Linked DNA regions of Homo sapiens: regions 1, 2, 4 and 5 are each linked to region 3. The links are chromatin contacts, found by Hi-C or POLR2A ChIA-PET in ENCODE. All regions are on one chromosome and are shown on one strand. The core of a region is the stretch at or near the end of the contact, and the rest is flanking DNA. Distances in the headings are between cores, read along the strand shown. Region 1 has its middle 36 kb from the start of GTF2IRD1. Region 2 holds the start of RHBDD2 (rhomboid domain containing 2). Region 3 holds the start of RCC1L (RCC1 like). Region 4 overlaps HIP1 (huntingtin interacting protein 1). Region 5 holds the start of HIP1 (huntingtin interacting protein 1).

Region 1 (2,700 bases), core at 58-2,557, 660 kb after region 3:
TACATCTCTTTGTGTGTAACGTGTGTATGTGCGTGTGTACCTGTGTACATGTGTATATGTGTACATGTATGTGTGTCTGTGTGTATGTGTATTTGTCCGTGTGTACATGTGTCTGTAGTGTTTGTGTGTCTGTGTATGTACGTGTTTGTGTATGTGTATGAGTTTTTGTGTATGTGTACGTATTTGTGTGTGTCTGTGTACGTGTCTATAGTGTTTGTGTATGTATGTGTTTGTGTATGTATATGTGTATGCATGTGTGTACGTGTGTACATGTATGTGTGTACGTGTGTGCATGTTTATATGTGTCTCTGTGTGCGTGTATATATATATGATGTGTACATGTATGTGTGTCTCTGTGTATGTGTGTATGTATCTGTGTGTGTGTGCCCATGCATGTGTGTGGGTCACTTGGAAAGGCCTGGGGGTGTGGGGTTGGAGGCAGGATCTGAGGCCTGAGCTGGGGGTGGGGGACAGGGCCCAGAGTGTGATGAATATGATGGACCCCAGGCTGCGGACCCGGTGCGGGGCTGTGAAGGTGCTCCTGGTGAACTCCAGGCTTGGGGCTGCTGGGAAACCGAGGCACAGCTGTGCGTGGGGCCAGCTGGAAATTGTGGCAGCGGGAGAGGGTGGCTGGGAGGGGGTCTAGACGGGGCTGGAGCCACCCTGGAGGCAGCAAGTCCTTCCCTTTGCTGGTAGCTCCAGAGAAAGGGCCCACAGCCTTACCCAAGGTTCCAGAGAAGCTTCTAGAAGTGAGCATCCTGGTTATTCGTCCTATACCATGTTCCTTCTGAATTTACACTGGACCCCAACTTCAGTCTCAAAACACTTCCCAGCCTCTCTTGGGGAGTGGGAGCGGGACCAGGGTGACTGCCCAGCTGAGGTTGGCAAGGGGGACGTGATGGGAGGGTTCAGGACTGAGAAAGTAGGCCAGGGTCAGCTCTGTGGAGGGAGCCCAGCCTGCGGGGAGGGGAGGCAGTGCTGTGCGGGAGGAGGGAGGCCAGGACAGTCCTGGCCCGGCACGGTCCCAGAGAGGGAATGAATGTCCACGCCCTGGCCGGCCTCTCTCCCAGGGATGGAAGTGTGGACACACACGGATACTCACAGAGAGGCCTGAACCAAGTCTGGGAGGCAACAGGGACAGGGAGCTCTGGGACTAGGAGCCGGGACACCTGGGTCCCCGTTGTTGCTCCCACGTGCAAAGCTGGCCTGTGTCTCCAGCCTTGCAGCCCTAAAGCCCAGTCTGGACAGAGGGTGGAATGGACAAGCCGCAGTGAGAGGGCCGAGGGTGACACCTGCTGGTAAATGGGAGGCATCACAGGCAAGACTTGGCTGGTGGGTCTCTTGCCGCCCAGGGGTGCGTGGTGTCACCCACCCTCCAGCCTCCCCTCCTGTTCTTCACCCCAGGACCCCACAAAAGGAGAAGGCAAATGTTTCCCGATCAGACCTGGAGGGTTTGATCAATGTCTCCCTCTCAGGCAGAGCAAAGAGAAGTGGGGCAAGAGAAGTCCCAGTTTATTTTTTTGAGACGGGGTCTTGCTCTGTCATCCAGGCTGGAGTGCAGCGGGGCTCACTGCAACCTCCGCCTCCTGGGCTCAAGCCATTCTCCTGCCTCAGCCAACCAAGTAGCTGGGATTACAGGCGCCTGCCGCCACGCCCGGCTAATTTTTGTATTTTTAGTAGAGATGGGTTTTCACCCTGTTAGCCAGGCTGGTCTAGAACTCCTGACCTCAAATGATCTGCCTGCCTTGGCCTCCCAAAGTGCTGGAATTACAGGCATGAGCCACTGTGCCTGGCTAATTTTTGTATGTTTAGTAGAGACAGGGTTTCACCATGTTGGCCAGGCTGGTCTCAAATTCCTGACCTCAGGTGATCTGCCCTCCTCGGCCTCCCAAAGTGCTGGGATTACAGGCGTGAGCCACCGCGCCTGGCCTAGAAGTCCCGGTTTCTGAGCTTCCCTCAACATGAGACAGACACTGTGTTGGAGGGGGAGGGTTGCAGCAGTGGTTGTCGCCATAACCCCATGCCATGGAGATGCCTTCCAAAGGCCAGTACTGTGAACCTTGGGGCGGAAGGGTCATGAGGACACCCCGCCCCCTGCTTCAGACCACACTGGTTCAATCCCCACCCCCAAAACACTGATGCTCCAAGCTTTATTTAATTTTCCCAAAGCTGGACCCAGGGCCACATCCCAGGAGTGACCCAGAGAAGGATGTCCCCCCAACCCCTACCCAAACCATGATTCCCAAGATGTTCAGCTGTGACCCCTGCCTGGGGCTTATGTTACCACTTTATAGATGAGAAAACTGAAGCTGGGGAGGGAAGGGCTCTGCCCAGGGCCACAGGCTGGTTACTGCCCAAGTCAGAGTTGGAACTTGGGTCTCAGCTGCTGCAAGGTGCTGCCTTTTTTTTTTTTTTTTTTCTGAGACAGGGTCTTGCTCTGTTGCCCAGGCTGGAGTGCAGTGGCACAATCATAGCTCACTGCAACCTCGACCTCCCAGGCTCAAGCAATCCTTCTGCCTCAGCCTCCTGAATAGCTGGGACTACAGAGTGTGCCACTGTGCTTGGCCAGTTAAAAAAAAATATATATATATAGGCTGGGCGCGGTGGCTCATGCCTGTAATCCTTGCACTTTGGGAGGCAGAGGCAGGTGGATCACCTGAGGTCAGGAGTTCGAGACCAGCCTGGCCAACATGATGAAAC
Region 2 (2,714 bases), core at 112-2,611, 810 kb before region 3:
TGAGGTGGTGCTATGTATACCTAGGGTGGGGGGAACAGTTTTAGATTGGAGTGGGGAAGCAGGCTATGGAACCATATACCTCAGTCTGGCCATCACCAGAGGCTTCATTATCTGAAGAGTACTTCATTATTTGTTGAGTATTTCCAAAACTGAAATTCCAAGTATAAACATGAAAAGATTCTAGAAGCAACTGTACATGATTTGGAGATTATCTACCCGAAGGCTCTAGTTCCAAAACATCACAGAATAAAAAAAAAAATATAGATTCCTATCTCAATTGCATGACGCAACAGCTCTGCGATTCTCTGCATGAAACCTCAATCTTATCTAGATAACGGGCCAATAACAGGTCCTACGTCATGGGATCCTTGTGAGGGTTAAACGAAATTAATACATATCAGTGTGTGTGCTTTGCAAAACAGCAGGAGATATGCAAATTTCCTGTGTTCCTCTCGAGAAAATGAGGAAGACACGGAGACTAGGAATGTCTTTCAGGAATGGATGTTTATACTTAATTGGTCTGCAAAATTTCTCTCCCCTAGAGAAAAACAAACACTTCTCTCCAAAGGCAGAAGACACCCTGGTACCCCCATGAGCTGGGAATGGCAGTCAAGATTAAGATACAGATGAAAAAGCAGAAGAAATTCCAAATCTCAAGAGGGCAGGACGTTTATAGGGCTTATAGGGGTTTGTGGATAAAGTCCAATTGTCGTGATGTAGGTGAGAGAAAAACGTTTTTCAGTGGGGCTTAGGCCTAAAGCAGACGTAGGTGTGTATGTGAAATGGGAGGGGGAGACGAAAAATCTTTACCCTTGGAGAGCGAGCATGGATTTGCTAGCGAATGGATTTGGGGCCTTAACCAGTCTGGTGGCGACAGGGAAGGGAACAAATTCGGGTAGGGAAGGGATTACAGTGATGACGAAGATGGGGTCTGCAGACAAAGGTGTGGAACACGGAGAGCAAGAGACGGTGCTGGAGGTCGGTCCTCCGGGGGGCGGGCATGGTGATGAGGACCGAGACAGGGGGAGACTGGCGGTGAGGCCTGAAGGGGCGAGTCCCGGAGGCTAGAGCCCAGGAACCGGCAAAGTCGGAGGACAAGGACTCGCCCCGCGATCCCGGCCCGCCCCTGCTCACCTTGCCAGTTGCGAAGGGCCTCGGACTTCAGCGTGAGGCCCGAGGGCGCCAGGGGCTGCTGCAGCAGGAACAGGCGAGGCCCGGAAACCAGCAGCGAGAGCAGCGCAGTGAAGAAGGTGGCGGATGGCACCTCGGGACACAAGCACCAGCTGCGACACCCGGGCCCCGAGGCCGCCATGGCCGCCGTCGTTCCCGCGCCCCGCCTCGACGCCGGCTGCCGGTCCTCTGCTCCTTCCGCCTCCTCGCGGCAGTTTCCCTTGGCAACAGCAGAGGAGCCGGCCGGAGGCCACGCCTCCCAGAGGCCCCGCCCCATGCCAAGTTGTCCAATCCGGTAGCGCCGATCAGCCCCCCCCCCCCCCCCCCCCGTGCGTGGGAGGCCGGGACGGGGGGAGGGGGGTCGGGGCCACTTCCGGGTAGGAATGTTCCAGCACCGTGTTTGATTCCATCCTACTCGGGCTGGTACTGAAACTGCTCCTATAAACTTTAGGAAATTAATCAGGGAAGAAGGGAGGGGGAAAAACGAAAATAAACGAAGCTTGCAGCACACTCTGCGTTCATCACTAGGTCACCTTGCTCTCCGACCTGCTTGCTCATAGCTCTGTGTATCAGCTATGATAGGTGCCCATCGTCTGTCCTAGAATCACGTAGACCCTGTCACAAGATTACAATTCCCCTTAACTCCATAGATAACAACTTGAACATTATGAAACGTTTTCCCTTGGAGATATTCTTTCAGGTCCCGCATACCAGCATAATTACTGACACCAGTTGTTCTGAAGGAGCCCACAGAAGCAAGACTCAATGGGGACTGCAGTTTCCATATCCTGAGGATTTCAACCCCCTTACCCTGACCAGTCGATGACCCCAATTTTCCAGCCCCTCACCCTTCACAATGCCCTTTAAAATCCCAGCCCGGAACTCCTTGGGGAAGATGGATTTGTTGGTCTCCCTGCGTCTCCTCCTAGGCACCCTGCCATCTTTAAACCCTTTTTCTGCTGATAACCCTGCTTCCTCAGTGTAACTGGTCTGTTATTGCACAGCGGGCCTAGGCACCTGTTGGTCCTGTAATAATACCTCATGATTATTATGCCTTACAGCTCACAGAACTCTTTCATATCACGATCTTCCCATCTGTATTCATCCCTATTACACCAAAGAGGAAACAGGACTAGGGAGGGCCCTGGGTAATTCAGTTACATGGCAAAGACAGAATTAGAACTCAGTTCCTCCTGCTATGGCCCGGAATTGGCCTCCAGTACAGCCAGGGGCAGCTTTATCTTCATATTGAAGAAAAGGGGCAGGAGGCTGGGCACGGTGGCTCACGCCTGCAATCCCAGCACTTTGGGAGGCCGAGGCGGGCGGATCACGAGGTCAAGAATTAGAGACCAGCCTGGCCAACATGGTGAAACCCCGTCTCTAATAAAACTACAAAAATTAACCCGGCATGGTGGCGCGTGCCTGTAATCCCAGCTACTCCGGAGGCTGAGGCAGGAGAATCGCTTGAACCCAGGAGGCGGAGGTTGCAGCAAGCCGAGATCGCACCACTGCGCTCCAGCCTGGGTGACAGAGCAAGACTGTAT
Region 3 (2,700 bases), core at 19-2,518:
TTTTAGGAGCCAAACAGGTGAACTCAATGGGGAGCTACCCATTGGATAGGAATCACCACCCCTCTGAATCTTTTACATCTTTGAAGGTGGCACTAGCATCTACAATTCCATGTGGCAAACAGTGTGTGTTCTGATTGAATACTGGCTGGGTCGAGACAGGGTAAGGGGACCGATGTGAATGGCTAAGTTTATCTATCCCAAATGGTGGCAGGGAACTTACTACCAGGCGGGTCCATAGACACATTTATTTTTACTTTTATATTTACATTTAATTTAATTTTTTTTTTTTTCAGAGACAGGGTCTCACTCTGCTGTCCTGGCTGGAGTGCAGTGGTGCAATCATGGCTCACTGCAGCCTCGAACTCCTGGGCTTAAGCCATCCACCTGCCTCAGTCTCCTAAGTAGCTGGCACCACAGGTGCACACCATCACGCCGAGCTAATTTTTAAATTTTTTTGTAGAGAAAGGGTCCCACTATTTGCCCAGGCTGGTCTCGAACTCTCAAGTGATTCTCCCACCTTTGTCTTCCAAAGTGCTGGAAGACTGGGTCCGCCGCAGAGAATACATTTCATAGCCCGGGAGACTGGTGGTTTCAGTGCCTTCATGAATTTTACTCCCTGTAGTAAGAGGCTTTCCATGAGCAGTCTTGTGGTCACCACATTTTATTAGTGGGTTTTCCCCAGTCATCTTCCATAAAACAGGCCTGCACAGGCTGGGGGCGGTGGCTTATGCCTGTAATCCCAGCACTTTGGGAGGCCGAGGTGGGTGGATCACTGGAGGTCAGGAGTTCAAAACCAACCTGGCCAACATCGTGAAACCCTGTCTCTACTAAAAATACAAAAATTAGCCGGGCGTGGTGGCGTACGCCTGTGGTCCCAGCTACTCGGGAGGCTGAGACACGAGAGTCACTTGAACCCAGGAGGGGGAGGTTGCAGTGAGCCTGTCGATAGGTTTGAGGGGACCTGGGCAGGGGATGCGAAGGCAGCAGGGAATCGTCCACTCCAGCTCGCTGTCGCTGGAGGACGGCCTGGGGCGGCGTGGGAGCAGACCGGAGCGGAGACGGCTGCAGCAAGGCCAGGTAAGAAATGTCGCGGGGCAATAGCAAGGGAGCAAAACAGGACACGCAGTTTCGCTAAGGGACAAGAATCCTAATCCCGCCCCTAACCCCGCCCCTCACCATCGCCACGCCACGCCTCCCTGAGCCTTGGGCTGCCGTCAGCGCCTTTGCCTTCAACCAGGAGTAAAAGTGGCCGTAGCCTCTTCCGGCGAGGACTGGTGTTAAGGGTCACGCAAGATGGCGGCGCCCAGAGGCTGCTGAGGCGCGGAACGGAGGATGGCGCTGGTGGCGTTGGTGGCTGGGGCTCGGCTGGGGCGGCGGCTGAGCGGGCCGGGGCTGGGGCGAGGGCACTGGACGGCGGCCGGGCGCTCCCGGAGCCGGCGCGAAGCGGCAGAAGCCGAGGCGGAGGTGCCCGTGGTCCAGTACGTGGGCGAGCGCGCTGCCCGCGCCGATCGCGTCTTCGTGTGGGGCTTCAGCTTCTCGGGGGCGCTGGGCGTGCCTTCCTTTGTGGTGCCCAGCTCCGGGCCCGGGCCCCGCGCCGGCGCCCGACCGCGCCGCAGGATCCAGCCCGTGCCCTATCGCCTGGAGCTGGACCAAAAGGTGCAGGCCGCGGCTTCCTCCTTCTCTCCTTCTCTCTCTTCCGCGCTCCCGGCCTCCCTCGACCTGTTCGGCTCTCTTCAAGAAGTTGGCTCCTCTGGGTGGACAGACTTCCGGCAGGACGACCCTCGAGCTGGCTGCAAGCCCAGGAGGGGAAGGCGTTAGGGGTGGCCATCAACATTTATTGGGTGGCAGTGCCAGATGTTGTGCCGGGTCGTGTCATTCGCTTAGCACCCAGTGAGTCGACAGTTATTCCCAATTACAGGGAAGGAAGGGGAGGCCCAGAGAGGTTGAGGCCCGAGGCCCCACCGCTGCTAGCTGTTTATATGCGGTGGAATTCTCACTCAGGCCAGCGTGACTGCAGGAGTTCTGATGTTAGGAAAGCAAAATTCAAAAGTCCATTGAAAATGTATACCAGCTGAGGTGTTTCAATGAACAACTCAGAAAGGGGATTTTTTTGTTTTAATTTATTTTTTAGAGACAGGGTCTCGCTCTGTCGCTCAGGCTGGAGTGCAGTGGTGTCATCATAGCTCACTGCAGCCTCGACCTCCTGGGCTCAAGAGATCGTCCTGCCACCTAGCCCGGCAAATTTTTGTATTTTTAGTAGAGATGGGGTTTCGCCATGTTTGCTAGACTGGTCTTGAACTGAACTCAAGCGATCCGCCCGCCTTGGCCTCCCAAAGTGCTGGGATTACAGGCGTGAGCCACTGTGCCTGGCTGAAAGAGGATTGATTTTAAAATCAAACCATCTTTGGTCTATATCCAACCTCACTGGAAGCCCCGGTTTTCTCATCGGGTCAGTGAAGGGAGGATTGATGAGAGTGTAGTTAAAACACCCAACAAAGACCTTGGGGTTGTCACTGTGTTAAATTCACAGTAGCTGTAGTACTGAGTTTTCCTTTTCATGGTAATAGCCTGAGTACGTAACGGTGTAGTGTCAGTGAAAAGCATGCAGTCAAGTTACTCAACCTTTAGAAGCCACACTTTCTCATCTGCCTTATACTACTGCTAACAGCAATAAGAAATAGAAAATATAATAACAAAAGC
Region 4 (2,700 bases), core at 131-2,630, 520 kb before region 3:
AAGCGATTCTTGTGCCTCAGCTTCCCAAGTAGCTGGGATGACAGGCGTGTGCCACCACACCCGGCTAATTTTTGTAATTTTAGTAGGACCGGGGTTTTGCCATGTTGGCCAGGCTGGCCTTGAACGCCTGGCCTCAGCCTCCTAAAGTGCTGAGATCACAGGCATGAGCCACCATGCCTGGCCGAAAAAAAGAAAGTCTTAGCTTCAGAGGTTGGTTGGCCTTAAACTGAGGCAGGGGCTCTCTACCTTCGTGAACAGGTTCAACCTATGCCAGGGGGAAGAAGACAAGAGCCTTGAAGTGGATTAGGGAATGGGTGACTTGAAAGCCCTCTGTAAGCCCACCACACCCAGGAGCAGCCTGTGGCTTTGTAGAGAGGTGCAGGACCATGCTGGCTGATGAATCCCTAGGAATCTGCCTTTGAGTTGCAGAATCCAGGAACTGGAGCGCTTAATCCCCAAAGGCTGAAGGAGAGAGTCTGCCAGGGGGGTGGCTAAGCTTTTAACTCTCTGTGTGCTGGGCCAGAGCAAGGTGGAGTTCCGGGCAAGCAGAGTTGGGACTTTTTTTTTTTTTTTTTTGAGACAGAGTCTTGCTCTGTCGCCTAGGCTGGAGTGCAGTGGCATGATCTCAGCTCACCGCAACCTCCGCCTTCCAGGCTCAAGAGATCCACCTGCCTCAACCTCCCAAGTAGCTGGGACCACAGGTGTGTATCACTACCCCTAGCTAATTTTTGTATTTTTAGTAGAGACGGGGTTTTGCCATGTTGCTCAGGCTGGTTTCAAACTCCTGAGCTCAAGCAATCCTCCTGCCTTGGCCTCCCAAAGTGCTGGAATTACAGGCATGAGCCACCGCGCCCAACTTCGGAGGCCGCACCCAGCCTCAGAGGCTGGACTTCTGTCTGCAGTGGGAAGCTTCTCCTCACCTGGGCTCTTGGTTACTGTGTCACAGCCAGGCAAGCCAGAGCAGCTTGTCCCGAAGCCTTCTAGCCTCAACCCCTAGAGGCGACCCTCCAGGTTAGATAGCCAGAGAAGCCCAGCATTGCTTAGTGTGATATATGAACTGCTGTTTGCTAGAGGGAAAGCAGCTTGCCTTTAGTGGGAAGATGCTTTGGCTGGAATTAGGATGGCGGCTGCAGAACCTCTCTGGGGTAACCCAGAAGTCCAGCCCTGTGCGAGCCTAGCTAGATCTTGCTCTTTTTTTCCCCAGAAAGACACAGGCCCCTTGGTTTCCTGCATCACGTTTGGTACCCTTGCGATGATTCAAAGCAAACCAAGAAAAGCCTTTATTTTAAACGGCCCAGTGGATTTTCTCAGAGGAAATGACTCAGCCCTGACCCTTACCTACGAATAATTTGTGATCAATCTGATAAAAGATATGAGTAAGGGAGAGACAGTTATCATCAGGCAGTGTGCTGTTCAGGACAAGACATGGGTGCAGAGAGGCCAGGCCTGCAGCGGCAGGGTCAGGTCACATGCTGCCGGGAGGCTCCCTGGGAGGAGGGAAGGGGCCCTGCAAGGAGATTCTGACATTCTGCCACTGGAACTCTCGGGCTCACTCTGGGACCTTGAGTGGGGCCTCCATGAGTCTTAGGTCACTTTCTGTTCAATCAAAGGTTGGACAAAGAAGATTTCAGGCCAGGTGTGGTGGCTCATGCCTATAATCCCAGCACTTTGGAAGGTGGAGGCGGATGGATGACCTGAGGTCAGGAGTTCGAGACCAGCCTGGCCAACATGGTAAAACCCCGTCCTACTGAAAAAACAAAAATTAGCCAGGTGTGGTGGCAGGTACCTGTAATCCCAGCTACTTGGGAGGCTGTGGCAGGAGAATCACTTGAACCTGGGAGGCAGAGGTTGCAGTGAGCCGAGATCGTACCACTGTACTCCAGCCTGGGCAACAAGAGCAAAACTCTGTTTCAAAAAGAAAAAGATTTCAAAGATTTAACAGTCCAGCCCTAACATTCTATGAGTCTCTGATTCATAATTTCTAAATGGTGAATAAATGTTGAAAAATCAACTCCATACAGTAGGGTTTGAAATGCCTAATTAAAGATATCCCAAAGCTTTTTTTTTTTTTTTTTTTTTTGAGGCAGGGTCATGCACTGTCACCCAGGCTGGAGTGCAGTGACACAATCAGTTGGAGGCTCACTGCAGCCTCCAACTTTTAGGCTCAAGTGATCCTCCCACCTCAGCCTCCTGAGTAGCTGGGACTATAGGCACATGCCATCATGCCTGGCTAATTTTTTATAGAGATGGGGTCTCACTGTGGCCCAGGCTGGTCTTGAACTCCTAGCTAGGCTCAAGCAGTCCTCCCGCTGGGCCTCCCAAAGTGCTGCAATTACAGGCGTGAGCCACCATGCCCAGCGCATTTATCTATTATCAGGTCTTTTATCAGCTGCCTTAGATACAAACTGAATAAGCATTAGGAAGTCTGACTTCAGAAATGCTGCTTACACATTTATCACAGATGCCTAAATGGTGAACAGGTTGGCCCGCCACCTTGGTATTCACTCCTGGAGGGCTGGGGACTGAGTCTTATTTTTCTTATTTTCTTTTTTTTCTCCCTGAATGGATTTTACAGGCTTTGACACATACTTGGGGCATAAAAATGCTTATATGTGAAAGAATGCCAGAAAGGCATTATTTCTGAATTATTTCAGAAATCGCTCCTACACCAAGGCCAGGCACAGTGGCTCACACCTGTAA
Region 5 (2,804 bases), core at 295-2,794, 670 kb before region 3:
CAAAGTTCAGAGCTCAAACGATCCGCCTGCCTCAGCCTCCCAAAGCGCTGAGATTACAGGTGTAAGCCACCGCACCTGGCCAAATTTACAACACACACACACACACACACACACACACGAATCACCAAATTGTTAGGCCTAAAGGTGCCATTCATTACTCCGAGTTTCAAATAACTTTTAAAAAATACATCTATGCCGGGTGCTGTAGCTCATGTCTGTAATCACAGTACTTTGGGAGGCCAAGGTGGGAGGCTTGCTTGAGGCCACGAGTTCGAGACCAGTCTGGGCAACATAGAAAGACTCCATCTCTGCAAAAAAGATAGCCAGGCTTGGTGGCGTGCATCTGTAGTCCCAGCTACTCGAGAGGCCGAGGCAGGAAAATCGCTAGGACCCAGGAGCTCAAGGTCCCAGTGTGTTACGATCTGCACTCCAGCCTGGGCGACAGAGGGAGACTGACTCCAAATGAAACCAAAAAAAAAAAAAAAAACAAACAAAAACAAAAACAAAAACACACCTAAATTGGAGTTTAACGGAAAACTTTTAACTTTCTCCAGCACTCCTGCTAAGCATCACACTTCTCTCTGCTTGCTGGTACCCTGGCTGACGTCTGAGCAGGATGGGACGCGCGGCTCAGAGCCTAAGATAAACCGAAAGTGTCTACAGGGCTTTCTACCAACAAATAAGCTCTGACGGGTTCCTTTGATGAGGTTTGGGAGGCAGGTCCCGGGAGGTGCCCGCGGACTCAGCCCCGAACTCCGGGACCTGGGCTCTGCGATCCTTGCAGAGGGCATGGGCAGGGGCAGAATGGAGAAGTGCAGGACGGGGAAGCCTGGGAGCTGGGTGGGGGCGGCCACCCATTGAGCCGGATCCGGCCAGGCGCCCACGCTGCGCCCCGCCCGCGGGGCTGCGCTTTCCCGGGCTGCGGCCGCAGGGCTGGTCAGTCCGGCGCTCCCGGGTCCCAGGCCCGGAAGGAGCTAACGGGCTATTCGCAGGCGGGCTGGGATTCCCCCGGGGGAGGCCCCACTGCCCGGCCCGCGTCATCCCCGCCCATCTCCACGGGCCGTCGCGGGATAGCCCCCTGCAGGAGCGGGCAGGGTAGTGGGCGGCGCTTGGCGGAGGGCAGCACGCTCGGGGCGCGCGGGGACTGCGGCCGAGGGGAGGAGAGGGCGGTGCGCGGGCGGGGGCGGGGCGAGCGAGGGCATATCAGGGCAGCCCGCCCAGGCCACGCCCCATCCAGGCCTCGCCCCGTCCGCACCCCGCCCCGGCCCTGCCTAGAACGGCGGGACCACGGTGACTGACAGGACTCCAGACCAGTCACCACGCGCCTCGAGGCCCCGAGAGGCTAGTCGGGGCCGAGCCAGCGGAGGGGCTCCTGAAGGGGCGGGGGCGGGCGGGGAAGCCGTTCGGCGAGGGGCGGGGTCTCTGGAAGACTGGCAGAACTCACAGCCAATGGCAGGCGGGAGCCGTCCCGTTAGCGCCGGATCCCCGCGGGTAGGGCGGGGCGGGCGGCGCCGTGGGGATCCCGGGGCAGCCGAGGGCCCCTGACTCGGCTCCTCGCGGCGACATGGATCGGATGGCCAGCTCCATGAAGCAGGTGCCCAACCCACTGCCCAAGGTGCTGAGCCGGCGCGGGGTCGGCGCTGGGCTGGAGGCGGCGGAGCGCGAGAGCTTCGAGCGGACTCAGGTGAGGACGGGGGACCCCGGGGCATCCCTGGGGCACCCTGAGGGACGCGGTGTCCGGGAGGGGCTTTGAAGGGAGTAGGAGTCTTGCAGGCCCCAGTTGAAGACGGGGCGAGGGTGTAGTGAGCGGGGGCATTGACGTGCAGATCTGGGCGATCCCAGGAAGGTCGGGGACCCCAGGGTACCCCAGCTGGCCTGGGGAGAAGGGCAGAGGCGGGCTCGGAGGAGATGGCAGGATGCGTGGCCAAGAGGAGCCTGATCGGCTGGGTACCGGGCAGGAGTCCCAAGATGAGGTGAGAGGGGAAGGAACTGAAAAGGGGCGGAATGGAAGGGTTGCCCCTAAACAAGGGAAGCGCACGGGAGCCACTTGGAGGCTCAAGTGTGGGGGCGGAGAGTGGGGGCGCCGGGCTGGGAATGTGAAGGGTGAGGGGACCTCTCTTCCCCTCCGATCACTTCTTGGTTGCATTGACATCCCTTCCCACCCCCCACCCCTTAGCATCCCCCTTTCTCGATGCCTCTTGCTTGGCTCTGGCCAGCCCCAGCTGTCAGCTCTGAGGCCGGGCGGAAGGGGTCGGAGCAGGGAAAAGGAATGTAGGAAATGCAAAGTGTGGCCACTTTGTGGGAAAATTACTTTGGGGGCTAAAGTGGAGACCATGGTGCCCCTGAGCCCTGACTTGGGGTCTTGGTTTTATCCCCCAAGATGTGCCTGACAGCTAATAGGCAGACTGCCCTATTTGTCCTGCCTGGCCAGGGCTTGGGGCCAAAATTCCTCAGTGTCATCAACAAAAAGCCACAATCCATTTTTTTCTCCGAGTTTTTAATGCCTGGTGTATTGATTGGGCTGAATTAAGCTGACATGTTGATGGTGTTCATCAATTCATTTGTATGTAAAATCCATTTCAAAGAGTACAACGCTTCTTTTAATCCCAGTGCCAATGCTGGAGGGGCAGATTTCTTCTACACTCTTGTGCTCAGAGTGGAACCTTTGAAGATCCATTTGGGTCCCCCTCTCCAGAGGCTGGTCCCCTGATGTGTTATGCGAGGAATACTTCCCCCAAACACAGTTGGAGGGAAAGGGCTTTGGGATTTTAGTTAGAAAAGACAGTGAGAATCTGACTGAAGGT

Evidence for each region. A loop is a pair of places that touch in the nucleus more often than their neighbours do. ChIA-PET counts read pairs that join two places held with the same protein, here RNA polymerase II (POLR2A). Pooled maps may share reads with other maps.
Region 1: a loop to region 3 is called in a map of natural killer cell, with 8 times the contacts of the local background. The contact joins the enhancer-like site here to the promoter of RCC1L in region 3. A Hi-C loop is called at or near these places in 1 of 168 maps with a recorded cell type or tissue (natural killer cell), 2 of 37 single-sample maps with no recorded cell type and 2 of 50 pooled maps. POLR2A ChIA-PET finds 5 or more read pairs at or near these places in 2 of 52 experiments (PC-9 and Panc1).
Region 2: a map of naive thymus-derived CD4-positive, alpha-beta T cell shows a loop between it and region 3 (5-fold over the local background). The contact joins the promoter of RHBDD2 here to the promoter of RCC1L in region 3. A Hi-C loop is called at or near these places in 1 of 168 maps with a recorded cell type or tissue (naive thymus-derived CD4-positive, alpha-beta T cell), 1 of 37 single-sample maps with no recorded cell type and 10 of 50 pooled maps.
Region 4: a pooled map shows a loop between it and region 3 (2.7-fold over the local background). The contact joins the enhancer-like site here to the promoter of RCC1L in region 3. A Hi-C loop is called at or near these places in 2 of 50 pooled maps. POLR2A ChIA-PET finds 5 or more read pairs at or near these places in 2 of 52 experiments (A673 and OCI-LY7).
Region 5: a loop to region 3 is called in a map of CD8-positive, alpha-beta T cell, with 13 times the contacts of the local background. The contact joins the promoter of HIP1 here to the promoter of RCC1L in region 3. A Hi-C loop is called at or near these places in 2 of 168 maps with a recorded cell type or tissue (B cell and CD8-positive, alpha-beta T cell), 7 of 37 single-sample maps with no recorded cell type and 14 of 50 pooled maps. POLR2A ChIA-PET finds 5 or more read pairs at or near these places in 3 of 52 experiments (CD4-positive, alpha-beta memory T cell, H1 and activated B cell).

Annotation. Positions count from the first base shown.
Region 1 is chr7:74,416,163-74,418,862 of GRCh38, reverse strand. No RefSeq gene overlaps it. Among named protein-coding and RNA genes, the nearest start is that of GTF2IRD1, 36 kb to the left of the region's middle. RefSeq lists a silencer at 1,238-1,367. Within about 2 kb of position 1,307, at least 2 of the 41 ENCODE cell types and tissues checked have a DNase peak (open chromatin) inside an H3K27ac peak, as active enhancers do; they include Panc1, where a contact is called at or near this core.
Region 2 is chr7:75,877,681-75,880,394 of GRCh38, reverse strand. RHBDD2 (rhomboid domain containing 2) reads right to left here and starts at 1,361. Exons shown (of 4, transcript NM_001040456.3): 1 at 1,135-1,361. The coding sequence starts at 1,312. RefSeq lists silencers at 981-1,160, 1,261-1,510 and an enhancer at 1,057-1,665.
Region 3 is chr7:75,072,370-75,075,069 of GRCh38, reverse strand. RCC1L (RCC1 like) reads left to right here and starts at 1,268. Exons shown (of 11, transcript NM_030798.5): 1 at 1,268-1,656. The coding sequence starts at 1,333. RefSeq lists a silencer at 1,363-1,582.
Region 4 is chr7:75,595,616-75,598,315 of GRCh38, reverse strand. All of the region lies in intron 2 of HIP1 (huntingtin interacting protein 1), which reads left to right. Among named protein-coding and RNA genes, the nearest start is that of SPDYE5, 100 kb to the right of the region's middle. RefSeq lists enhancers at 1,384-1,523, 2,438-2,700. Within about 2 kb of position 1,380, at least 3 of the 41 ENCODE cell types and tissues checked have a DNase peak (open chromatin) inside an H3K27ac peak, as active enhancers do.
Region 5 is chr7:75,737,681-75,740,484 of GRCh38, reverse strand. HIP1 (huntingtin interacting protein 1) reads left to right here and starts at 1,544. Exons shown (of 31, transcript NM_005338.7): 1 at 1,544-1,684. The coding sequence starts at 1,565. RefSeq lists a silencer at 767-1,756.